Linked DNA regions of Homo sapiens: region 2 is linked to region 1. The links are chromatin loops, found by intact Hi-C in ENCODE. Cell type or tissue: gastrocnemius medialis. All regions are shown on one strand.

Region 1 (5,000 bases):
TGATTTTCCTATTTTTGTCCCTCATCTGGTTCTTTTCCTCCTTGCTCACCAGCCTGGGTTCTACACACATGACATGGGGCATTGTGTGTTCCCAATGAGGATAGCAGAACAGTTGGTATCTCCTGAGAGAGGGGCCAGCATATCTGGCACTTTTTTCTTGACCTTTGAATTTCTGAGGTCTGGGAGTCAGGAGGCAGCATGGGGCCTCTCCATCCGGGATCCAGCAGAGGTTAACAGAGTTGGTGGCTCTGGAGCTGAGGTGGTGTGGCTTGGCTGGGAGTTGTGGGGGAGAGGCCCTGCCAGGGGCCCTGATTGGTCAGTACCTTCTCTATTCCATTGAATCCTGGTCCGGTCAGCTCTGTGAATTGTTTAATGCATATCTTGGCTCTGTCCCCTGGCTCGAGTGTCCCTAAGGCTGCAGCCACAGCTTTAGAGAGGATCTGTACCTTGTGCTGGTCACTTTTTTTGGGCGTGTTACCTCCCTCTGAGATATGTAAGAGATACCACCCTTTCCCACCAGCCGGCTGTCTGTGGGAGGCCCTCATTTTGCTTTGCTTTTCTGAGACTTGGAGTGACTGTGAGGAAAGCATGGACTGAGTTTGCTTTCTTGCTGGTTCCTTCCACAAGAGCTGCTCATGGGCTGATAAAGCCAGAGAACACCTCCAGGGCCCCATGGCCTGTGCGGAGCCTGGTACCATAGTGTCAAGCCTACAGGGATGGACTGGGGACATGGGGGCAGATAGAGCCACGTGGGGAGGTGGTATGTGTGGTTAGATCACAGGAGCAAGTCCAGGAGGGTGTGGGAGGACAAGTCCAGTGCTCAGCCAGGGCTGCCTGTCATGGCCCAGGATGGATGTGTGCATCTCCTGTGAAGGATTTGCGTCTGAGTGCCTGGTACTGAAGGTAGGATGGTGCCCCGATCAGGGTCTATAATGAGGCATGAAGGTATGAGATGGGCATCAGAGTTGTTGGTCCAAGGGAAACTGACCTTTTTAAAGGGCTCTCCTCTCCTTATCTGATTTCATCCTCAGAACAACCATATGACATAGGGATCACTTCCCTTTTATAGTTAAAGAAACAGATTAAGTGACTTAACCCAAGGTTATGCATTTGGTAAGTGAGGTTGTTGAGATTTAAATGCATGCACTTCTTATTCCAAAGCCTCTACGTTATCTTTACTCTTTTGGGCTGAAGTCAGACATTTTTGTGAACTAAGATTCTCAGAGGACTGATGTGAACCAGAGTGAAAAGGCAGACACCCGAAGGAACTTTCCAGTCACTGGGGACGGTTGTGCCGCATTCCTTTAGGGGGAGGCAGGGCAGACCCAAATGCCCTTTGGTAGCCATGGACAGGCAGAGCTGAGTAAGGCCAGTACATGGCGTCTGCTGCTGTGTACGGAGCCTCTGCTATGTGCCAGGGACTGTGCCAGGCGCTAGAGATACAGAACTTGACAAAGCCAACTTTCCACTTTCATGGGGCATACATTCTAGTGTGGAGAGACACCGCTAATAATGATTTTTAAAAAGAATTTAAAAATGTACAGGGTAGACATATATGGAGATTGTGTGGGGATGAAAAGGGGGACCCCCCACACACATAAGGAGGAGAATTCAGATGATGGTCAGAGGGTTCTAGAGACTTAGGACCTCAGCCATCTGAAGCCACATCAATTGAGCTTTCCTTCAGGGAGTTAGGACTGACACAAACTAACCCCCTCTTTTTTCCTAATAACTTGGGAAATCCATCCAAGGTCCCCATGGCTTACAGGAACTTGTCGTGAGTCAGGGATCAAGGTGGAGTAGATGTCAAGCCTTTGGTCTCCGGCAGACTGGTTCTCTCCTGTCTGCCATGGTTGCTGTTGGCCTTCTGCCTCACACCCTCCCAGGCACCAGCTGACTTCTTTCCTCAGCCTGGTCACTGTGCCCCACACTTGTCCATGCAGCACAGGGAAACGTGCAGGTTAGGTCTTTGCCGAGCCATTGGTCAAATGTTCCTGCAGGAGGCTGGTTCTGAACTCAGCCTGTCCTGCCAGAACGAGCCGTTCCCAGAGCTAATCGTCTCACGATAGGGAAGGGATGGGCACCAGGCATAGAGAAGTGACCTGTGCCAGATGCTTGGTTGAGCTGTGTCTTGAGAGGCGGAGGCAGGTTGGTGGTGCTGGGGACAGGGCAGGCATGTGTCATGTGTTCAGCGCATGTAGCTCCAGGGCTCGGGACTTGTTTACTTGGTGGAAGAGGCAGCGGACCTGCGGAGTCAGGCCATGTGATTGTTGGCTCTTTGGCTGATCATGGACAGCTGACCCGCCGGACTGCACACACTGCCATCTGCTGCCAGGGGTCTGAAGTTGCACAGGGATGAGGTAGTGTAGTTGGGGGTGCTCAGGGAGGAGGAGGGTCAGGAAAGTGGGGTTTGTGTTGCTCTGTGTTGAGTCAGCCGACCCTGATTCTGGTCCTAGCTCTTGTTGGTAAAAACTCACTCACTTTCCTCCTTTCAGCTCCAGTTTCATTATCTATGAAATGAGGGGATGGAACCAGAATCTCTTTGGAGGTTCCAGCTGTATCCTGGGGCCTCCCTGAATGTTCATGGAGATGTTCCTTAGCCAGTAATTCAAGATGAGGAAAACTAGGCCCAGGTTTCCACAAGAGAAGGGGAGGGATCTTGATGACCTGTCTCAGAGCGGCTGAAGTGGTACTGTTGGAATTAGGGTGGGTGGGTGGGAGGAGGTAGTTTTTAAAGACCTCCCAGAAGTGGAAGCAGAGGGCTGGAGGTTTCGTGAAGGTGTTGATGAGGATCCACCGGGTGGTAGGGGACATGGCTACGCGCTTCCCCCGGGAGGCTTGTTGGAGATGGGTTTATGTGGGAGCTGCTGGGGGTGCCTGCTGTCCTGCAAGGGGCTGACCCAAGGGACCCTGCTCTAGGAAAGATGCTCCGTCCTGTCTGGCCCTAAACCCTGGAGAGAGAATGCAGCTGTGGTTTGAGGGAGGGTCTGTGCCCCTTGCTGTCAGGAAGTTTTCCTTTATATTTAGCCTTCTCTTTTCATGTATTTTTTGAGGCCCTCGACTAAAAAATTAAATTTAATTTTAAAAAATAACAATGAAAAAAATAAAAAATAAACAAAAATATCTCAGAGCCACTGGTTCCATTTTGGCTTTTTAGTCTTGAGTCACTCTTAAAAAGATAGCAAAATAAAACACATGCAGGAAAGCCGAAGGTCCCAGGCCCAGCCAGATGGGGGCTAGGAGTGGCTGGGACTCTGGCCTAGCTTCTCCATGGCAGCGTTAGTCCCAGACGTACACCACTTCTGCAAGGCTGTGTGGGTAGGAGCCCCTGGGGCTGAGGGGGCACATTGTGCAATCTGCTAAGCAGAATGTAGAGTTTTAAAATAGCTACCTTTCTCCAAGACACTATCTGCTTGCCGCTTTGTGGGATGTTTACCTGGGATTAATAATAGCTGAGTGCCACCCCACTGCCAGTATGGAATAGCAAACAGCGATCTGGGCTAGGACTCAGGCAGGAGAGGAATGGAGTAATAACCATCGTATCAGCTCACATAGTTCTTTTCATACTTGCTGGCTCATTTGGTCCTCACACAACCCTGAGAGGGTAGGTGGTCTTATCCTTGTCGTTGGTAAAACTGAACCTGAGAGTCAATCCTGCCAAGATCTGACTGCTTGTAGCCGCTTCTCGTGGGTCTCCCATCTAGGTCCTCTGACTTCAGCTGTTATTTCTCTGGGTTCTGACTAGTGGGGCAGGGACAGGAGTAGGGGAGTGGAGTCTTTGGCAGTTTCCTTAATTTCTGAAGGCCTTAGAGGGCCTAGAGATGCCTTTTCTATGTGTTGAATGGGAAACGGAACCTCAGCATGTCCAGGTTCTCCAACTCTCTGATTCTTCAGACTTCTTGGAGCTCTTGTGAGAACTGGCTTGCACTTTTTGGCTGGGAAGCCAGCCACTCACCATGTGTTCTTGGAGAGGTTTCCTGTATTTGGAAGCTTCTGGAATATGTGATGCATCAAACCACTGTGACACATCTGTATGGCACCTCATGCCTATGCACACAGGCATGCTTCTGCTGAGTGCAGCTCACTTAGAGATGAGGCCCAGTGTAGGGTTTTTGAAATTTTTCCAACACATTTGTAAGAGATGCCCTGAGCCTTGCCCAGCATGCATGTTGTGTGTATGCTACCTGTTTGCTGGCTAATGTACAGCGCCTGCTGGAAGCCTTGGCTAATGTACAATGTAAAGTAAGGGACTAGAAACACTGGCTTTAGTTCTGAGTGTCTGCTTCATGATTGACTTGAAAAAGTAGGGCTTACCCACAGAGAGAAAGGTGGGTAAGAGAACTCGTGGGTGTCAGTTTTCCTTAAAGGCAGAGCATAATCCCCCACTCTTTATAAGGGCTGGTAAGGCAGAGTATTGGACAGCAGGACTTCTTGGCCAGTTAGCCCTCTTGAGTGACCTTTGTTTAAATAGACCCAGAACTTGTATGAAGGAGGAAATAATGGTTTATCTTTATTTACAGCGGATTTAGCCATGATGGTTTAGGCTTTTTCTGGGGGTATTCCTTTAGGACAGTTGAGGTTGGACAGGGGCAGCATGCATATGTGTCTCTAAATGTCTGTCCTTTGGTATTTCCTGAATGCATCCTTGGCTCATACTGAAACCCTGTGATGGGGAATCCACAGCGGAATTGTTTTAGTGGATAAAGCCTTCTGTAGCTTCATGTGTGAAGATTTGTCATGTTGGATCCAGTTCATTCTGTCCACTTGAAGGATGGAAAAGAGAGTGGGCAGAACTTGCAGCAAGGAGAGTGATTTGGGCTAGACTTCTGGGAGAACTGTGCATCACCTCTGCTGAGGGTTCCTGAGGAAAGATGAAGCCTCTTTATTTGAGGTAGGAGACTCGGTGTCCTCCACAGGATCCTCCCAGTCCCAAGTCTGTGGCACTTTGAGACAGTCCCTGGAACAGCATGAGGTTTGGGTGCCAGGATCTAGAGCAGGCA
Region 2 (5,000 bases), 1.1 Mb after region 1:
CCTCTGGCTCTCAGCAAGGCCTGACAATTGGAAGGATCCTGGAATGATGTTGCATCTCTGCATCTCCCTAGAGCCCTTGGCAGATCAAGCACTCTGACGCATGCCATGACTTGGAGTGGCAGGGACCACACCACAGCTGCCCTCAAATATCTGCTGAAGACTGAGTGCAAGGATGAAGATGACGGTTCTGCGAGGCTCTAAAGATGCAATGAGCACCAAAGGATTTCATGACCTCAAAGAACCAAATCTCAAGATTCGAAAAACATAGAACTTTAACAACAGCGAATTTTTCCTTAATGGTAAGGTTTTCTTGAAAAGGGATAAGCTCCTTACCATTGGAAGAATTTAAGCACAGGTATGATAGGTTGGTGGTTGCCAAACCCAGATAATTATCACTTGGGGAGCACATTAAAAATGCACATTCCAGGTTACCTCCTCTGAAGAGTCTTGGATTCAACTAGACACAAAGAGTGGTGCCCAGGAATCTGTATCTTGAAATGCTACCCACAAGTGAGTCTAACAATCATCCTGGTTTGGGAGCCACTGGGCCAGGTGACCATCTCTTAGGATGTAGTCCTCAACAAGGTGAACTCCTCTTTTTTTTTTTTTTTTTTTTTTTTTAGAGACAGGGTCTCATTCTGTTGCCCAGGTTGGAGTGCAGTGCAATAACGGCTCTCTGCAGCCTTGGCCTCCCAGGCTCAAGTGATCCTCCCACCTCAGCCTCCTGAGTAGATCGAACCATGTGTGTACGCCACCACGCCAGGCTAATTTTTGTATTTTTTGTAGAGACAGTGTTTCCCCATGTTGCTCAGGCTGGTCTCGAACTCCTGGGCTCAAGCAATTTGCCTGCCTCAGCCTCATGAACTGCTGGGATTATAGGTATGAGCCACTGCACCTGGCCCTACAAACTAAATACTTTTTAAGATCCTTTTCTAAATGAATACCTTCTACTTGCCCTCTCACCTGGGCTTCAAAACCTCTCCCTGTACCCTTCCTCAAATCCCCTTCCAGCTAAGTGTCTACCAGGATTAGAAAAATTATCTCAGAATCTTGCATTGTCTAAGAGACTATTCTGTGATGATAAAATGTTCTCTATCTGTGCCACATAAAACCGTGGCCACTAGCTAACCACTGAGCACTTAAAATGTGGCTGGCACTACTGAGGAACTGAATTTTAAATGTTATTAACACTTAATTTCAATTTTAATAGTCACATATGGCCAGTGGGTACCACAGAGGCCAGCACAGCTTCTCGTGAAAGAGAGCTTCTGTATTCTCAGTGGGATCCAGGCAAACAAGTAAATTCTGGCCCCACTCCCTCCACCACTCCTCTGGGCTCACCTCCAGTCTGAAGAGATGCACTGGATCACAGGGAGATTAAATTCAAAGAAGACTGCAGGCAAGGAGGGGCTCTGCAGCAGCTGTACCAGAGGCAACAGGTACAGGGAACACAGTGCCTAAACAAAAACTCTCACCCCCAAGGACTTTACCCTGTTCTGCCCAGAAACGTAATTAACACCAGCAGCTGTCATCCCATCCTGGGCAGTAGGGCCTGACACCTGGTGCCATTTCCCAGCTTCCCCAGAGCAAGCAGCCCTCGTTCTCAGGGATGACCTACAACATCCCTTAGTTGACTAATGCTGGAGTCTCAAAACTGGTTTGTACTGGAACTTTTGGCTCTACTAGGGTATAGAAGTCCAAGGGAGAGAAATTGAATCTCAAAAGAGGGAAAGAGAGAAAGCAAGCTATGTTTATTCCAGACCTCAAAAGGTTTCATCAGGAAAATAGATCATCTGTACATTTCCAAACACAACTGGCTTCTTGCCCAGCTATAGCACACAGGCCAAAATCAAACCTGACCAAGTACTCCAGATTAACATGTGTGGTCTTCTAGCCTTGATTTCTACCTCCCACTCACATTCTGGGCCCTTTTTTCCCAGCATCTGCCTTGACACAGACACACACTGAACCTACCAACAAGGTGGTTATCTGAGTTGAGAAGTAAGTATTCCCTCAGCCTTCTAAGACACAACACAGACCTGTGCAGCAGCAAAAAATGCCAGGTGGGAATCAGGAACCACCTGTCAAATTTAAACAGCTCTCAGTGTCCAGCGAGAGGAGACCAGCAACCTTCCAGGTGTGAGTGGATGCAACAGCTCTCTCACCTGGAGGACAAAGGAGAGGATTCTCTCTCAAGGTTCCCTCAGTCCAAGCACTGACTACTTCCCTTTGGAGACATAGCTGGCCTGCTGCAGAGACACAACCTCTCAGAGGAAAGGAGAGTGGAAAGTGTGGATGGGAAAGGAAGGACAAAAGAAAAACTACACAGGAAAAGCATTGCAGCGGGAGGGGCAAGAACCACCCATCACAGACCAGATATTCTTTCTGGCATTTTCTGGAAGATGGTTTTACCTGCTTCTTTCTTTATTTAAAAAAAAAAAAAAAAAAAGTAAGAAGAAGAAAGAAAGAGAAAAAAAGAAGAGAGAGAGAGAGAAAGAAACGAAAAGAAAGGAGAAAAGAAAAAGAGAGAGAAAGACAGACAGACATGTTGCAACTTCCTTTGTCACAGGACATGCTCAGGAACAAACAGACCCGACCCATTGCTTCACTTTCCCATCTGCACTAACGGTCAGCTCCATCCCAAGCCCTGACCTCTGTTCTCTCAGCTCCTGAGCTGAAGGACACAAACACGGCCTCCCTGTCTCCCTGCATGCAGTCTGCCCACTCCTTCACCTAGAAGGCTAAACTCAAGAAGGATGAGATTCTTCAGACCAAAAGAGAAGCCATATGAGGGCCCAAAGGAGGATAAAAAGGGCTCTGCCACAGCTTTAGCCCAGCCATTTCTTTTTCTTGCCTCCTTCGTGACTTCTCCTGGCTCTATGTGATGCGTTGGTTCACACCAATCTCAAGCATTGCCTATTACCAGATTCCTGGAGAGGCAGCATCTCTCCCTCCTCAGCCAGACAAAATACGGAGCCCCAGTGGAGTCCCTCACACTTCTCCTTAGAAACCATCCCACTGGACGTATTTTCATCTGCACCCTCCCCTGGCTGTGTCACAGGTATATGTCCATGAAGTATCCTCTGCCCATGCCAGGCAGTGATCCCACCCTCTACTTCCTCCCACCTTGAAGAGCCCATCATGTGTCTCTGCATCCTTTATTGGCCACCCTGGTGCCCAGACACTTACCCCCACCCACTCCCTGAAACTCTTCCTTCAGATACAAAACGAGGAACCACACCATCTGGCCTACAAGGGTCAAATGACAAAAATGCAAGAAATGGTAAGATCTGGATTTTGAGAGGAAGTCCTCTTTCATTCATTTTTATACACACGGGTGTTCGTTCCTCTAAACTGTATGTTTCCAAAGGCAGGGCCTACAACTTATTCATCTCATCGTAGCAATTTGCACAAAATAAGTATCCCATAAATATTGGATAAACTTAAAATTGCTAGGTCATCTAAGTACCCAATTATAATGGAGTCACAAAGGACCATTAGAGAGGCAATACTGTGAGCTGGAGGGAGCCTAGGTTTTAGAGTTAGACACACTTATTAATAAGCCTCAGGCTTTTGCCTTTGCACTTGCTATTCCTCTACCTGGTCCCCCTTCCCACCCCCCAAATAGCTTTTTTGTCTGTTTTATATACTGATGTATATCCAGAGCCCAAGATAATGCTTAGCACTTAGTAGGTGCTCAATAAATAATTGCTAAGGAATTATTCTGTACATGAACATGTTTCTTCTGTAAAATGGGGACTTTCACTTTGCAGTAAAAGGGTTATTTTAAGGATTAACAAGAATGTAAGTAAAACACCTAACACAATGCCTGATACATAGTATCTGCTCAATAAAGACTTGTTATTAATCTGGGAAACCTTCACAGAGTTGCTAAGTTTCCTACAGTGATCTGAATAATAGAAATTTGTTATATTGTATCAAAGTCTATCTGCTGTTTTGAGCTATCCTTAGGGGAGCTGTACAAGTCACTCTTGGCATTGCTAATTAATTTTCTTGAGTAGTAAGTTGCTTTGGATCTCAAGGGTATAGAAGGTACCCACAGGCAAATCCTGCTTAGAAAGGCAGGGGTCTAGTCTAAGCTGCTGGAAGGATCAATGTTCTAAATTCTTCTCATCTCATATAGCAGAGGTATTAAAGGGGTCTAAACCCAAGAGGATGACCCTTGACTGTTCTGCCATTCCAAGCTAATCCTGCCATCTGGGCCTCCTGATGGCCAGTCAGCAGGGAAGACAGGAGGCAGGCATGGAGAACAATAAACATTTATAAACATTGGCTGAATGAATAAAAACACTGCAGCCAGGAAAAAGGTGAAGTAACACTGTCCTGCAGAAACTGAGGACAGAGATGATGGCTCTTAGTCCCCGAGGCTCCCTGGGACCCAGGCCGACCACTTGTTTCCCAGCATCAGGTTATTTTCCCAGCAGTGCGGATGCAACAACAGTGATGAAAGGCTTTCGGTGCAGGAGTCCTTCAAGGTCAAGTCTAGTCCTGTTGATTTACAATGAGGAAACTGAGTGAGGCCCAGACAGGTCCTAGGACTTGCTTGGGGCCACACAGGTAGAGTTAGTAGCCAGGTCTCCCAGATTCCAGTCTAGTGTCAGGTTCTCTTTCTTGTGTAAATCTGTTGTGGCATGGAGTTAAGCAGCCCCATGAGGTTCAAACCTTTGACCTCAGTCCCAGCAACTGGGTACTTGATATAGTTTGGATATTTGGCCCCTCCAAATCTCATGTTGAAGTATGATCCCCAGTGTTGGAGGTGGGGCCCGGTGGGAGATGTTTGGGTCTTGGGGGCAGATCCCTCATGAATGGCTTGGTGCCCTCCTTGTGGCAGTGAGTTCTCGCTCTGAGTTCATAGAAGATCTGGTTGTTAAAAAGAGTCGAGGGCCTCCCCCACCCCCATGCTCCCTCTTCTCGACATGTGACATGCCTGCTCCCCCTTCAACTTCCCCCATGAGCAAAAGCTTCCTGAGGTCCTCACC

What was found. Hi-C counts contacts between places; a loop is a spot of excess contacts. Peaks named below come from ENCODE experiments on the same cell type or tissue, not always from the same donor. Only the 100,000 strongest peaks of a DNase experiment are listed, where the experiment ranks them.
Region 2: a loop joins it to region 1, with 3 times the contacts of the local background. A loop is called at or near these places in 2 of 110 quality-filtered maps.

Annotation. Positions count from the first base shown.
Region 1 is chr1:207,809,381-207,814,380 of GRCh38, reverse strand. The region is part of intron 4 of MIR29B2CHG (MIR29B2 and MIR29C host gene); the gene reads left to right. Among named protein-coding and RNA genes, the nearest start is that of MIR29B2, 9.4 kb to the right of the region's middle. In gastrocnemius medialis, a CTCF peak has its summit at 2,333 (motif pointing left); DNase peaks (open chromatin) are centred at 400, 1,340, 2,220, 3,330 and 3 weaker places; H3K4me3 peaks cover 3,867 bases; H3K27ac peaks cover 5,000 bases.
Region 2 is chr1:206,697,453-206,702,452 of GRCh38, reverse strand. All of the region lies in intron 1 of MAPKAPK2 (MAPK activated protein kinase 2), which reads right to left. Among named protein-coding and RNA genes, the nearest start is that of MAPKAPK2, 15 kb to the right of the region's middle. In gastrocnemius medialis, no CTCF peak of the experiment used is centred here; DNase peaks (open chromatin) are centred at 1,562, 2,632 and 3,102; H3K4me3 peaks cover 500 bases; H3K27ac peaks cover 5,000 bases.